Linked DNA regions of Homo sapiens: regions 1 and 2 are each linked to region 3. Evidence: chromatin contacts called from ENCODE Hi-C or POLR2A ChIA-PET data. All regions are on one chromosome and are shown on one strand. Each heading gives the region's core, a stretch centred on a gene start or an enhancer-like site at or near the end of the contact. The rest is flanking DNA. Distances are from core to core; before and after follow the strand shown.

Region 1 (4,554 bases), core at 949-3,448, 600 kb before region 3:
GGACACTCACCTGTGAAACTATGCAGCTGGGAGCTCTCTGCCTAAGAGTTTGCACTATTTAAACCTGCCTGGGAGTTAGGACGGATGGTTTTAGGAATGACCGGAAAACTACCCCTAAAACTCCCCCGACATTCCAGCCTCTAGAATGCTCTGATCCAGAGCTCAGTGGATGATTCCCAGCTGGTGGACTCCTGTGGCTACCCCATCAGAACAAGGGCTAAGGGTTTATGGGTCAAGAGTATTTGATCAGAATTTTAAAGGGTGGTATACTCTGAAACACAGCCCAACCAAACCATTGTTTGGCCGCTTTCTCTTTTCCTCTACCTTCCTCATCCCCACTTTTTTCCCTTTCTCTCTACTTCCTCTTCTTAATTGGCTTTGGAATTGAAATATATTTTTAAATTATTTGTTGTATTTATTGAATAAAGTTTTTAATGTCCCTGTTCTTAAATTTAGACTTAGTTTGCCTTTCACACACCACCCCCACCCCCAAAATATTCTACCTTCTAAGTTGCTTTTTAAACTGTAGTGCAGCCTTTTGGGTACCATATTTCTTTCCTGTCAGTGGTCTTCAATAGCAAAAGTTTTTTTTGAAAAGGGAAATCTTGACTGGGTGATTTTTTTTTGAAGAGGGAAATCTTGACTGGGTTTCCAATTTAGCCTTTGTGACTCTAGCCGTATTGAAGAGGAATCACCAATAGGTGGCAGCAGAATCTCAAGCATGTTTCTTGGGAAAAAGTAAGGGACTGAGTTTTGTCTTGGTTCTTTTTCATCTGTCTTGTCGATTCCTTGTGTTTGTTTAATATCTGCATCCTAAACTGCCAGCTGCCTCTAGGAATTACCTGCCCAGTGGGGGACACTTGATTTCAACGGAATGTCTCTAGTCCCAGACTTGCTCTAATAACATTTGCCAGGCACGGTGGCTCACGCCTGTAATCCCAACACTTGGCGAGGCCGAAGCGTGGGAATCACTTGAGGCCAGGAGTTCGAGACCAGCCCGGGCAACATGGCAAAACCCTGTCTCTACTGAAAATACAAAAAATTAGCTGAGTGTGATGGTGGGCATCTGTAATCCCAGCTACTCAGGAGGCTGAGACAGGATAATCACCTGAACCCAGGAGGCGGAGGTTGCAGTGAGCTGAGATTACACCACTGCACTCCAGCCTGGGCGACAGAGCGAGATTCCATGAAAAAAACAAAAACAAAAAAAAACTTGGGATTCGAGCTCATTACTTTTAATGAATACAAGTTAGAGTCCAAGATAAATGACTTGGCCCACAGTGAAAACACAAGCAGGCTCCATAAAGAGCAATGTGAGAGCCACAGCTTAACAGTAGACAGTTGCAAAAATGTAGGTGGAAGAACATGCCCTTCAATTGGCAAAACAGAAGCAAAAGAAAAAAAGTGCCAGTAAATCCTTGAGAAATTAAAAAAACTGTGGTGAAGAGGATTCCAGCCCCCTTGGTACCACTGAGAGCTTATTCATCAGGCTGTGGTGTGGGGGACTGGAAGCCACACCTTAGGACACTGAGCTCCAAAAGGGGAAAACTAGAACAGGGAAGGTGTGTGCTGCATCCTTCAAAGACCTCAGGAATGGGAATGTCAGGAGCTCCATGCAAAAGCCAAAACCCAGTATCAGGACCCAACCTCCCCAGCCTTTTACAGAAAAGGAAGAGCTAAGAGCAGATTGGATCTTGGGTATAGCCTCTCCTAGATGAAGCTGATATGTACACATCTCTCTCCAGGGGGCTCTGGCAGTAAGTCTCAGACTCCTAGCAACCCCGCATTTCACAGTGTAATATGGCCCCAGAGAGAGACCTCAGCCAGTTTATCTGCCCTCCTACACTGCAGTTTTTTTCCCAAGGAGCACGCACCACACCTCTATTTATTAGGCTCTGGAGTCAAAACAGTTTGGTAGGGAGTTGGTCCTAGTTCAGAAATAAAGAATAGACCAACCACAACTTTAAATCAGTTTATTGACACAGTAACACAACACACTTGCCTCCCTGACATCCCCGTCCCCCTCACCCAATCTAGATCTCTCCCCCTTGCTCTCCCCTTAGAAAAAGCTGTTTAGTGAAAACAGTTAAGGGCAGGCCACTTCTACACTCCCAGCGCTACCCTAGGCCCTGCAGAGCAGAGTCTCAGACACTACTCGGAACCTGGTGGGGAGGCAGCTAGTACTATACTCAGCCAGCCAGAAGTATCCAGTCCCTAAGAACGGATTGCCCCACAATTCCCAGGCCCTGAGTTGCTATATATTCCTCTTCCTTACTGCTGTTTGTGACCCCAAGAAGGAGACCTTGGGGCCTGGGCCTGCAGCCAGGAGCAAGAACTCCTGGCAGTGATTTGAGAATTAATTAGAGTTTGGCTAGTGTTTTAAAGGCCCAGGCATCCCCCAAAAAAGCCCTGGTGGTGGGAGTAAATTTCAATGCCCCTATTTAAAATGTACTGATAACATTAAACAGATTAAGCCAGCTTAACCAAATGCCAGAATAACACTAAGCTGTAAAGAAGGAGGGGTCGGACCTGCTTACTCCAGGCCAGACGCAAATGCACACAGAGAAGCCCAGGTAAGAGTGTCAAAAAACAACTCAAGGACACTGCCCAGGGACTGAAAAGCCTATACTCAGGAGCCCCTGGGGTGACAGGAAGCAAAGAAAGAAAATACACAAGTCTTAATAACCAAAACAGAAAGCCAACAGCAGGGAAACCTGAGCCTGACAGTGCTGCCCACCAGCCCTCCAGGCCATGCCCCTGAACCCAGACAGTCCCTCCCCCTCTAGGCAATGTCCTCCCCTAGGCTAGATAGAACACATCACACAGCGCAGTTTAGAAAGCTTCTAATGCCAGTTCATAAACATCTTCATTTACTATTGGTGATTACATGTGAATAATATGTTTATACTGTTCTTTATGGAAAACAATTTCAACGAGTCAACTCCGAGAACACAATAGGCAACCCTCACCCTGAGCCCCTCAGTGTCCTTCCCTAGACAGCGAGGAGCCCTCTCGTCTGTCCCAGGGCTGCCTAACTTCCCCTCTTCCCCCACTGTGGCTCTTGGGTAAAGCATCCTCTATGACTATTAGTCCTCATCGGACAAGTTCTGGTCCAGGGGATAAACCATGAACATCACATCTGGCCGAGAGGGGACACAGGGATGGCCTGGACGTACAATCTCAAAGCCCAAGAAGCTGAAGGTCTTCAGGAGTGGAGCTGCAGAAGACAGAGTGTAAAAAAGTCTGATGAGAAACACAATGGTAGGCTGAAATCAAAACCCCAAACAAAGATGGAACAAATAAGCACTAGGCTTTTACGAGCCCTTCAGGCACTTGCCCTCCTGCCATGATTTCCCAGGGTTTGAAAGGCAAATTCAAGAGTCCCACCTCATCCTGGAGGTGCTCCCTTCTCTCCCCCAGGCCCCACTGTCTGGGCTGTAAGGCTCAGGCCACTCTGACTCCTCACCTCTGTCTTCTCGGCCCTTCCTGAAGCAGATGAAGACATAGTTCACTTTCATCTTCTCTTCAGCAAACTCTAGCAGTGCTAACAATCTGCAGGAAGCAAAGAGAAGTACTTAGGCCCATCACCACCTTCCTAGACCTCCCTCCCATTCACACCCCACCCCCACCCCTACCAACCCAAAGGCTTTTCTGAGGCCTACAACCAGCAATATAAATACAGAAGCTCTGGGCTGGGCACAGTGGCTCACACCTGTAATCCCAGCACTTTGGGAGGCCGAGGCAGGTGGATCACGAGGTCAGGAGATCAAGACCATCCTGGCTAACACGGTGAAACCCCATCTCTACTAAAAATACAAAAAACTAGCCGGGCGTGGTGGTGGGCGCCTGTAGTCCCAGCTACTCGGGAGGCTGAGGCAGGAGAATGGCATGAACCTGGGAGACGGAGCTTGCAGTGAGCCGAGATCGCACCACTCCACTCCAGCCTGGGCGACAGAGTGAGCCTCCATCTCAAAAAAAAAAAAAATTCAGAAGCTCCAGGAGGAAGATTCCTATGTCAAGACCCCAAGAGCCTTGAATTTTGGAAAAAAAAAAAAAAAAAGCCACAGCGCCTGAGAAAAATGTTACTAACTTTTCTCTTCCTGCAATAGGAGATCTGAAAGTAACACTACCCATCTTAACTAATGCTGTCCACAAGACAGAGTCTGGGGCCTAGAAAGAAAACCCAGTTCTTCAGGTGTCCCACAGATTGCCAAGTCTGATATGATCACCTGCCACTGAGAGGGACACTCTGGGCTCTAACACTGCCTAAAAGGATTTTCTCAAGAGGCTGGGACCACTCAGGAACTCTGTCCTCAGGACATTTCTTACCCATCTTGGCTGCTTGGAGGGTCTTTGCCCAATCCAATGAAATCCCACTTACCTCTGAGCTTCCTGGGTGGGGTGTGAATGGGAGGGAGGTCTAGGAAGGTGGTGATGGGCCTAAGTACTTCTTTTTGCTTCCTAGCCTTTTAAACTACAGTACTGTGTAGCTACAGGGGGATTTAGTGTCAGAGTGAACCATGGGGCGATTAACCGGCAGGCATTTGGTTAATG
Region 2 (4,183 bases), core at 1,347-3,846, 580 kb after region 3:
TTTCTTACCAACTGTACTAGTCAGGGTTCTCTAGAGGAACAGAACTAATAGGATAGACACATATATAAAGGGCAATTTATTAAGTAGTATTAAGTCACATGATCACAAGGTCCTACAATAGGCCTTCTGCAAGCTGAGAGGCAAGGAAGCCAGTGCGAGTCTCAAAGCTGAAGAACTTGCAGTCCAATGTTCGAGGGCAGGAAACATCCAGCACGGGAGAAAGATGTAGGCTGGGAGGCTAAGCCAGTTTAGCCTTTTCATATTTTTCTGCCTGCTTTATATTCGCTGGCAGCTGATTAGATGGTGCCCACCCGGATTAAGGGTGGGTCTGCCTTTCCCAGCCCATTGACTCAACTGTTTCTGCTTTGGGAACACCCTCACAGACACAACCAGGATCAATACTTTGGATCCTTCAATTCAATCAAGCTGACACTCAGTATTAACCAACACACCATTTTTATTAGTCATGCTTGAGACTAAATTAAACATTAGTGTTCTTTTTTTTTTTTTTGAGGAGTCTTACTCTGTCACCAGGCTGGAGTGCAGTGGCGCAATCTCGGCTCTCTGCAACCTCCATCTCCTTGGTTCAAGCAATTCTCCTGCCTCAGCCTCCTGAGTAGCTGGGATTACAGGACCTTAGATAAACTTACTATCACTTTATAGCAGTAGAGAAAGCACGGAAATTGGCACTGTATTTGTTTTCTATTGCTTCTATAACAAATTACCACAAACTTGGTGACATAAAACAACACAAATTTATTGCTTAAAGTTCTGTAGGTCACAGGTCTGACAAGTGTCTCATTGGGCTAAAATCAAGTTGTCAGCAGGGCTGTGTTCCTTCTGGGGGCCTTATGGAAGAATCTGTTTCCATGCCTTTCCCAGCTTCTAGAAGCCTCCAGATTCCTAGGCTCCTGGGCCCTTTCCTCCATCTTCAAAGCCAGCAAGGGCAGATTGAGGTCTTTTCAAGTCACATCACTCTGACCTCTTCTGCCTCCATTTTCCACTTTTTTTTTTTTTTTTTTGAGAACGAGTCTCTCTCTGTTGCCCAGGCTGGAGTGCAGTGGCGTGGTATCAGCTCACTGCAACCTCCGCTTCCCGGGTTCCAGCAATTCTCATGCCTAAGCCTCCAGAGTAGCTGGGACTACAGGCACCCACCACCACGCCAGACTAATTTTTTGTATTTTAGTAGCGACAGGGTTTCACCTTGTTGGCCAGGCTGGTCTTGAACTCTTGACCTCAGGTGATCCACCCACCTTGGCCTCCCAAAGTGCTGGAATTAAGGCCTGAGCCACCGTGCCCAGCCCATTTTCTACTTTTAAGGACCTTATGACAACACTGGGCCCACCCAACTAATCCAGGATAATATCCCTAATTTAATGTCAGCTGATAAGCAACCTTAATTTCATCTGTAACCTCAATTCCCCTTTGCCATGTAACCTAACCTATTCAGTCTCCAGGAATTGGGAAGTGGACATCATTGGCAGGGGGCATTATTCTGCTTGTTATAGGCATACTTGCCCACAAGTCTAAATCGAGAGTTTGCATATAGGAGGTAGGAGGTGTGACAATAATTGGATAAAGGCTTTTCTGGAATGACAAAATTCTCTTCAAATACAGGGAGGCCCTGCGACATGATATCTGGCAAATCACTTGAGTCTTAGTATCCAAACTTCCGCTAAAATGGAAATTACCATCCTTTGCTTGGCATGTTAAATGAAATACTTATGTAAACGGACTTAGATTAGAGGCCTACAAATAGGACTCAAGTTCTTGATGAATCTTGATGAGGAGGGTGGGCGAAGTACTCTAAATGAAAATGAGATAGATTGCGAGATTTCCGGAGAGGAGTGAGTGACAAGCGCCTACCCGTGCATGAAGCTGGAGGTAGAAAATTCCAGCAAAAGGAATTTTCAAGTTTCACTGAAGCTTTTGAATCAAGGCTTGAAAGCCCAGGGTTAAAAAAAAGGCAGTGAAGAAGCTCATTAAGACAACCCCCCGCCAGGTAGCAGATAGCACCTGAAATGCAGTGGGAAATTTGTGAGGTCTTCATAGGCAAGGATTAAATTTTACATCTCCATCTTAAGATGTGTCATAGTTGTTCAATTACTTAGTGACCAAAAAAGTGAATTAAAGATGTTGTCAAGATTAAAAAAACAAAAACCAATGCAGGTTCCACCGAGATTTGAACTCGGATCGCTGGATTCAGAGTCCAGAGTGCTAACCATTACACCATGGAACCGCCACGCATGTGTAGCTGCCTTCGGCTGTCTAATCCTCAGAGAACCCCGCCCCCATCCACAAACCCACCACTCACAGGCGGTCCCGCCTGGTTCCAGCGAGCCGCTTCCGGCACGGTAGCTCGAGAAATGAGCAAGCGGCCACTAAGACTATGGTAGCTAGGAGTTCCAGGACTCAGTTTCCCCTTTGAGCCTCCTTTAGCGACTAAAGCTTGAAGCCCCACGCATCTCGACTCTCGCGCACACCGCCCTTGTTGGGCTCAGGGGCGGGGCGCCGCCCCCGGAAGTACTTCCCCTTAAAGGCTGGGGCCTGCCGGAAATGGCGCAGCGGCAGGGAGGGGCTCTTCACCCAGTCCGGCAGTTGAAGCTCGGCGCTCGGGTTACCCCTGCAGCGACGCCCCCTGGTCCCACAGATACCACTGCTGCTCCCGCCCTTTCGCTCCTCGGCCGCGCAATGGGCACCCGCGACGACGAGTACGACTACCTCTTTAAAGGTGAGGCCATGGGCTCTCGCACTCTACACAGTCCTCGTTCGGGGACCCGGGCCACTCCCGGTGGACCCTCGTGCCGGCCACCCCTGCACTGATATAGGCCTCCCTCAGCCCTTCCTTTTTGTGCGGTTCCGTCTCCTACCCAGCTCAGCCTCTTCTCCCCCGCTCAGACAGGGGTCCCCATCACATGCCGCTCTCTGAGCGACCTCTCCATAGGCCTTCGCTGGCCTCAGAGCCCCTCCCTGCGTGTCCTTCCCCTGGCGGACTGCCTTCTCCCACATCGTCGAATTCCTTTCCCCGGGTTCTACGGCCCCGCCGCTCCTCCCACCATCTCTCTTTTCGGGTGTAGCGCCCCCTCCCCCTCGGCGTACACCCTTCCCAGCTCGCGTCCTCTCCCGAAGCCCCTCTGACGGGTTCTTCGCTTCCCTCTTGGCCTTGCCTTCGGTGCAGACTCCCATTACAGGTCTTTTTCTTATCTGCCCTCTTTCCCCCCTCGAGCGAGCGTCTCTTCTGTATCTCCCCTCCACTTGGACGGCCGCCCCTCTAAGCTTCTCCCATCCCGGGTCCAGGACCCCGTAAAATCTGAGCGGGCCAAGGGCCTCCGCCCCCACCCTCCGCCCCGCGGTTCTCGCGGTCCTTAACCTTCTCTGACCGCTCCCTCTCCCACTCCCCATTTGGCAACTCTCTCTACCTTCCCTCCCCAAATCGTGTTTAGAGCTCCCTTGTCTCCGTTGCGACCTGGGTGGTGGGAGGGAGGGTAAGAGGGATCGCCCATCACCCACTCGCGCACTTGTCGCAGTGACCCGGCAGGCTGACATTACTTCCCACCTAGCCTTTTCTTTTCTTGCCCTCCCTACTCAGTGGCACCCAACCCGGGATAACTCTTTACTCGGTTCGCGAGATGAGGTTGCGGATGGGTGGTGGCTGTTATCCTTGCCAGACCTGAAGGCCTGGTTCCTGAGCAGGAAAGGTTGTGCGCTGCACAAATACTAGCTTGCTTTATCTCTATGAACTGGTTGCTTCCTGCTGCAACGCTGGGAGGATCCAACAGGAAGGGAAGAGCCCTAGTTAGCCACATACCTTTCCCAAAAGGTTGGGGGTGGGAGGAAGTTGTGTGCTCTTTTGGTTACATTAAATATTTATTATAAGATACGGAAACATGTAGTGCCCTTGGACAGAACATATTGGAGGGTCAGGGTTGGTTAGAAAGAATTGCTTATTGGTTGAGTCCGGAAGGAATCCGGTTTTTTTTTTTAATCAACGAAGATAAAGGGTACATTTTTCAATGAGAAGAGAGTACAGTAGATGCTTTTTTTGTTCAGTGAATGCACTCTCACTCTGATGCTCTTTCTCTGCTCCTGAATTGGGAAGGTAGCCATCAGTAGTGTGCCGAACAAAGATCATTACCACTGAGGAAGAAGCCATTGCTATTAAAGCTTTACTGTGGAGGGTGGA
Region 3 (4,306 bases), core at 1,195-3,694:
TCCCAGTTCAAGCAATTCTCCTGCCTCAGCCTCCTGAGTAGCTGGGATTACCAGCATGCACCACCATAATGGTGAGACAGGGTTTTACCATATTGTCCAGGCTGGTCTTGAACTCCTGACCTCGTGATCCACCCGCCTCAGCCTCCCAAAGTGCTGGGATTACAGGTGTGAGCCACCGCACTCGGCCTATAATTTTCTTTTTTTGTATCACCCTTATCAGATTTAGGGTCAAGGTTATGCTAGCCTCTTTTTTAATACTCTGTGTAAAACTGGGAATTACTTATTCCCTCAGTGATTGCTACAACTCACCAATGACACCAGCTACGTCCAGAGTTTTCTTTGAGGGAAAATCCTTGACTACTAATCCAACGTCTTTTTTTTTTTTTTTTTTTTTTTTGAGAGAGAGACTTGCTGTGTTGCCCAGGCTGGAGGGCAGTGGTGTGATTACAGCTCATTGCAGCCTCGACCTCTTGGACTCAAGCCATCCTCCCGCCTCAGCCTCCCAAGTAGCTGGGACTACAGGCGTGCATCACCACACTCAGCTAATTTAAAGAAATCTTTTTTGCCTAGGCTGGTCTCAAACGATCCTCTTGCCTTGCCTTCCCAAAGTCCTTGGGATTACAGGCATGAGCCACTCAGCCTTTTTCTTCTTTTTCTACAATAGTCTAGAAAAGTTCGCCCAATAACCTGGCACCCTCCAGGTTTTTTTTTTTTTTTTAATGGAGTTTCATTCTTGTTGCCCAGGCTGGACTGCAATGGCGCAATCTCGGCTCACCACAACGTCCGCCTCCCGGGTTCAAGCGATTCTCCTGTCTCAGCTTCCAGAGTAGCTGGGATTACAGGCATGCGCCACCACGCCCGGCTAACTTTTTGTATTTTTAATAGAGACGGGATTTCTCCATGTTGGTCAGGTTGGTCTTGAACTCCCAACCTCAGGTAATCTGCCCGCCTTGGCCTCCCAAAGTGCTGGGATTACAAGCATGAGCCACCGAGCCTGGCCCCTCCAAGTTTTTAACAGTGAAGAATGTTACTTGTGCAAGTCAGAATCTGATACCAATTAAATGGTGACAGCTTTGCTGGTAAACAAGAATATGCTCTTCCATGGCAAGGAAGGGAGACTGCCACACTTGACAGGTCCCAAAGATACATGGAGTTCAGTGTCTTTAATGAATATCAGCTATTGGCGATTTCAATTTTCTGCTTTTTATTGAATCGATTTTGGTAAGTTATATTTTTCTAGGCAATTCCAAACATTTGGATTATAAGGATAACTGATATCTTGAATGCTGACCCAGAGGTGAACTCTGCAAAAAAAGTGCCTGGTGAATCAGAGAAATAACAGCTTACATATGTACTGGATGTTACAGTTTATAAAAGTACTGCCCATAGATCACCTCATCTGAAGACCAATGTCTGGGCGGCTTTGGTGACTTTTTGGTGTCTAATTATTTGCAAAAGGATGGATAACTTTCTAGCTAAGCAAAACAGCTGATTCACATCAACCCTATTCCTGGCCAGGCTAGAAAATCTGTGGAGGACTATGCAACTATTCCTCACTTCAGTCCTCGGAGTCATTTGTCATTGACAGGAGAGAAGCAGCCACCAAGTGCCTTGGGAGTGAGCGTTGACATGAGGGTGTTAGCAGTGTTCTTAGCTCATGGAAACCTTCCCCAAGGCAAGGCAAGACCAAGCTGGGAATGGAAAGTCTGGCGGCTGTCATGTTTACTAATGCGGATGGAACTGCCTCTACCTGTGGTTCCACAGGGCACTTGGTCCAGGACGCAGTGGGCAGCGCCAGGACAAAGCACACTCACCAGGGCTTCAAAGTCCTTACAGTCGCCGCGGGCGTAGGACGCGGGGAAGGGCCGCAGCACCGAGTCGCGCTTGTAGCTCTGCAGGGCCGAGGCGAAGAGGCTGCACCGGAGGTCGGCGGCCAGCATGTCGCGGCCCGCCGCCTCCCTGGCGGCCGCCCAGCCTGAGGGCTGCATCCCAGGTCACTGCGCGTTGCCGGGGTAGACGCGCTGGTTAGGGGCAAGGGCGAGCGTGCGTTCAGCGCGGGGGCTGGGCCCGCGGACAATGGGCCGTCAGGGGCCGGGTTCCCAAGCCTGGGGTGGAGCTAGGCAGGGGGCTGAGATGACAGGGGTGAGAACGTGCCGACAAGTGTCCTCTGCCGGGGTCTGGGCCGCGGCTCGCCGCCGAAGAGAGAGACCGAGGCCTGGACCGCGGGTCGGCGGGGAGGTTGGGCCCAGGGATAAAGGAACTGGGGCTGGTGGGGGGGAGGGGTTCCCGGCCTAGGGGAAGGGCTATGACAATGGAATGACAACCGCGGGAACGTGCTGACACGTGTCCTCCGCGGAGGCCTGGGGCGGGAAGCAGCCCCCGGGGGACGGCGGGCAGAGCCCACTCTCCGCGACGGGCGAGGCTGCTGCGCCGCGCGCGCCTTCCTGCCCCGCCTCCCGCCGCGCCGCCGAAGTCCCGCCTCTCGCCAAGCTGCCCGCGGCGCCACCTGTCTTCCGCCTGCAGCTCACGTCCGCTTGCCTTGCCCGGCCTACCTCCCCTCCCGCCGCCGCGCTCCGCCCGGCCCAGCCGAGGGCCCGCCCCTTCGCGCCCCAGCCAGCTCCACCGTACGGGTTGTGCCCGCCCCTCCCAGACCCCGATCACCCGCAGCTACGAGAGTTGCCGCCGCCAGTGTGTGCCGGGCGACGTCGCCCACGCCCCTGCCAGCCATCCTCACAGCAGCAGCAGCCCTGGTAGAAATTGATGTGGGCACCCTCTCGACCCGCCCCTGTACTTGTCTTTGTCCCAGCTCTGCGGACTGAGCCTACCTCTCTTCCTTGGGGTATTAATGCTACCTATTGTCTCTCTTGAATCTTTTCCCTCCAAAACTGCACAGAAGGAGCCATTTAACACCCAGGGAAACTGAGGCTTAGAGTGCTGCAATGCTTGCCCAAGATCCCACAGCCAGATGGGTAAATCTAGGATTCACACCGAGATCTTTGGAAAACCAAAAGACTTTTCCTCTGCTTTTCAGCCTCCAGAATTCTCTGAATTGCTTAAGTCTCTGGCCTCAAATGCCCCAAGATCCTCCTTGGGAGACCTCTCTGACAGGGAGCTTGGGGGAGAGCAGAGGGGCATTGACTTAACTCTGCTGGAGGGTAAGGACTAGACTCCCATCCCCTCTCCCTACTCAGAACCTTCATTAGAGAAAACCCCAAAGTGTGACCTCATGGTCACATGCAAATCTAAACACAGACCATTGTGCTTAAACCAACACACCGCACACACTCCTACCCTGCAGGATCTTCTGAGGAAGAAACTTCTCCTTCTGCATCCAGGCTGTGCTGGGCCCTGGACTCAGAGGAGAGGTGGTCCCATGCCATTGGATTGCATCTATGACTTCGGGAGGTAGGGCGAAGACTGGTCCCCCAGACACCACAGAGCTTCCCATCTTCTTTTGCCAGGTAAAGGTTGGGGGCTGCTCCCAGGAGCCCACATCAAATCTGTTTGCTCTGAGGCCTAGAACCACAAGGCCCCTAGTGCTTCAAAAGCCATGGGGGTTCTCATAGGACCCAGGAACTCTAAGGTGGCTTCTGAAGCTCAGACCCCAGGAAGGGAGAGCTTGGAGTGGGTCAGGAGACCAGGGAACCATCTCTCATTCCACCTCTTCTTCATTGCAGGCCCTTAGACAAAAGCCACCCTCTGATACCTCCTTGGCCTCAAGAATTGTTTGTTGGGTGGATATATAAAATTTGCTTATCTGAAGATATTTGTCACATATGATATGAGAATCATAGTGATAATATTCACATCACAGGGTGGTGTGGAAGGGCCTCTGATGGCCAGCATTCTCATGACTTAGCTCATGCAGAATATTAGAATTCTTTTTAATTCTTGTCAATTCCATAGACACAAAGTTGAATTTCATTATAGTTTTAATTTGCATTTACTTGATAGTGAAACTGAATGTTCTTATGTTTACTTTATTCTTCTAGATTTTATCAGAATTTGCTAAGGTGGTCTCAGAACCACATTTCTTGTGGAGGGGTTTCAGCCCTGCTTATATAAATTTGATATAATCCACAGACCATACAATTCACCCATTTAAAGTGTACAATTTAATAGTTTTTAGTACATTCACAGATATGTGAAACTGTCACAATCAATTTTAGAATATTTTTATCACCTCAGAAAGGAACTCTCTACACCTAGTCTATCAATGCTCTACCCACCCTACCATGTCGCCCACTCCTAAGCAATCACCAACATGTTTGTTTTTTGTTTAAGAGACTGGGCCTCACTGTTACCT

The links. Hi-C counts contacts between places; a loop is a spot of excess contacts on that map. ChIA-PET counts read pairs that join two places held with the same protein, here RNA polymerase II (POLR2A). Pooled maps may share reads with other maps.
Region 1: a loop to region 3 is called in a map of lower leg skin, with 5 times the contacts of the local background. The contact joins the enhancer-like site here to the promoter of PARP16 in region 3. A Hi-C loop is called at or near these places in 1 of 168 maps with a recorded cell type or tissue (lower leg skin) and 2 of 50 pooled maps. POLR2A ChIA-PET finds 5 or more read pairs at or near these places in 2 of 52 experiments (HEK293 and WTC11).
Region 2: a map of CD8-positive, alpha-beta T cell shows a loop between it and region 3 (28-fold over the local background). The contact joins the promoter of RAB11A here to the promoter of PARP16 in region 3. A Hi-C loop is called at or near these places in 2 of 168 maps with a recorded cell type or tissue (CD8-positive, alpha-beta T cell and OCI-LY7), 1 of 37 single-sample maps with no recorded cell type and 8 of 50 pooled maps. POLR2A ChIA-PET finds 5 or more read pairs at or near these places in 3 of 52 experiments (CD4-positive, alpha-beta T cell, MCF 10A and activated B cell).

The regions. Positions count from the first base shown.
Region 1 is chr15:64,685,618-64,690,171 of GRCh38, forward strand. OAZ2 (ornithine decarboxylase antizyme 2) reads right to left here. Exons shown (of 5, transcript NM_002537.3): 4 at 3,467-3,552; 5 at 1,957-3,217. The coding sequence ends at 3,087. It overlaps ZNF609 (zinc finger protein 609), which reads left to right. Exons shown (of 10, transcript NM_015042.2): 10 at 1-451. Among named protein-coding and RNA genes, the nearest start is that of OAZ2, 15 kb to the right of the region's middle. RefSeq lists an enhancer at 1-426. Within about 2 kb of position 2,199, at least 3 of the 41 ENCODE cell types and tissues checked have a DNase peak (open chromatin) inside an H3K27ac peak, as active enhancers do.
Region 2 is chr15:65,866,895-65,871,077 of GRCh38, forward strand. It overlaps RAB11A (RAB11A, member RAS oncogene family), which reads left to right and starts at 2,597. Exons shown (of 5, transcript NM_004663.5): 1 at 2,597-2,731. The coding sequence starts at 2,692. It overlaps TRQ-CTG1-4 (tRNA-Gln (anticodon CTG) 1-4), which reads right to left and starts at 2,239; the gene lies at 2,168-2,239. RefSeq lists an enhancer at 2,411-2,470.
Region 3 is chr15:65,284,439-65,288,744 of GRCh38, forward strand. It overlaps PARP16 (poly(ADP-ribose) polymerase family member 16), which reads right to left and starts at 2,445. Exons shown (of 6, transcript NM_001316943.2): 1 at 1,815-2,445. The coding sequence starts at 1,988. It overlaps SNORA24B (small nucleolar RNA, H/ACA box 24B), which reads right to left and starts at 1,153; the gene lies at 1,023-1,153. RefSeq lists a silencer at 2,130-2,689 and an enhancer at 2,840-2,889.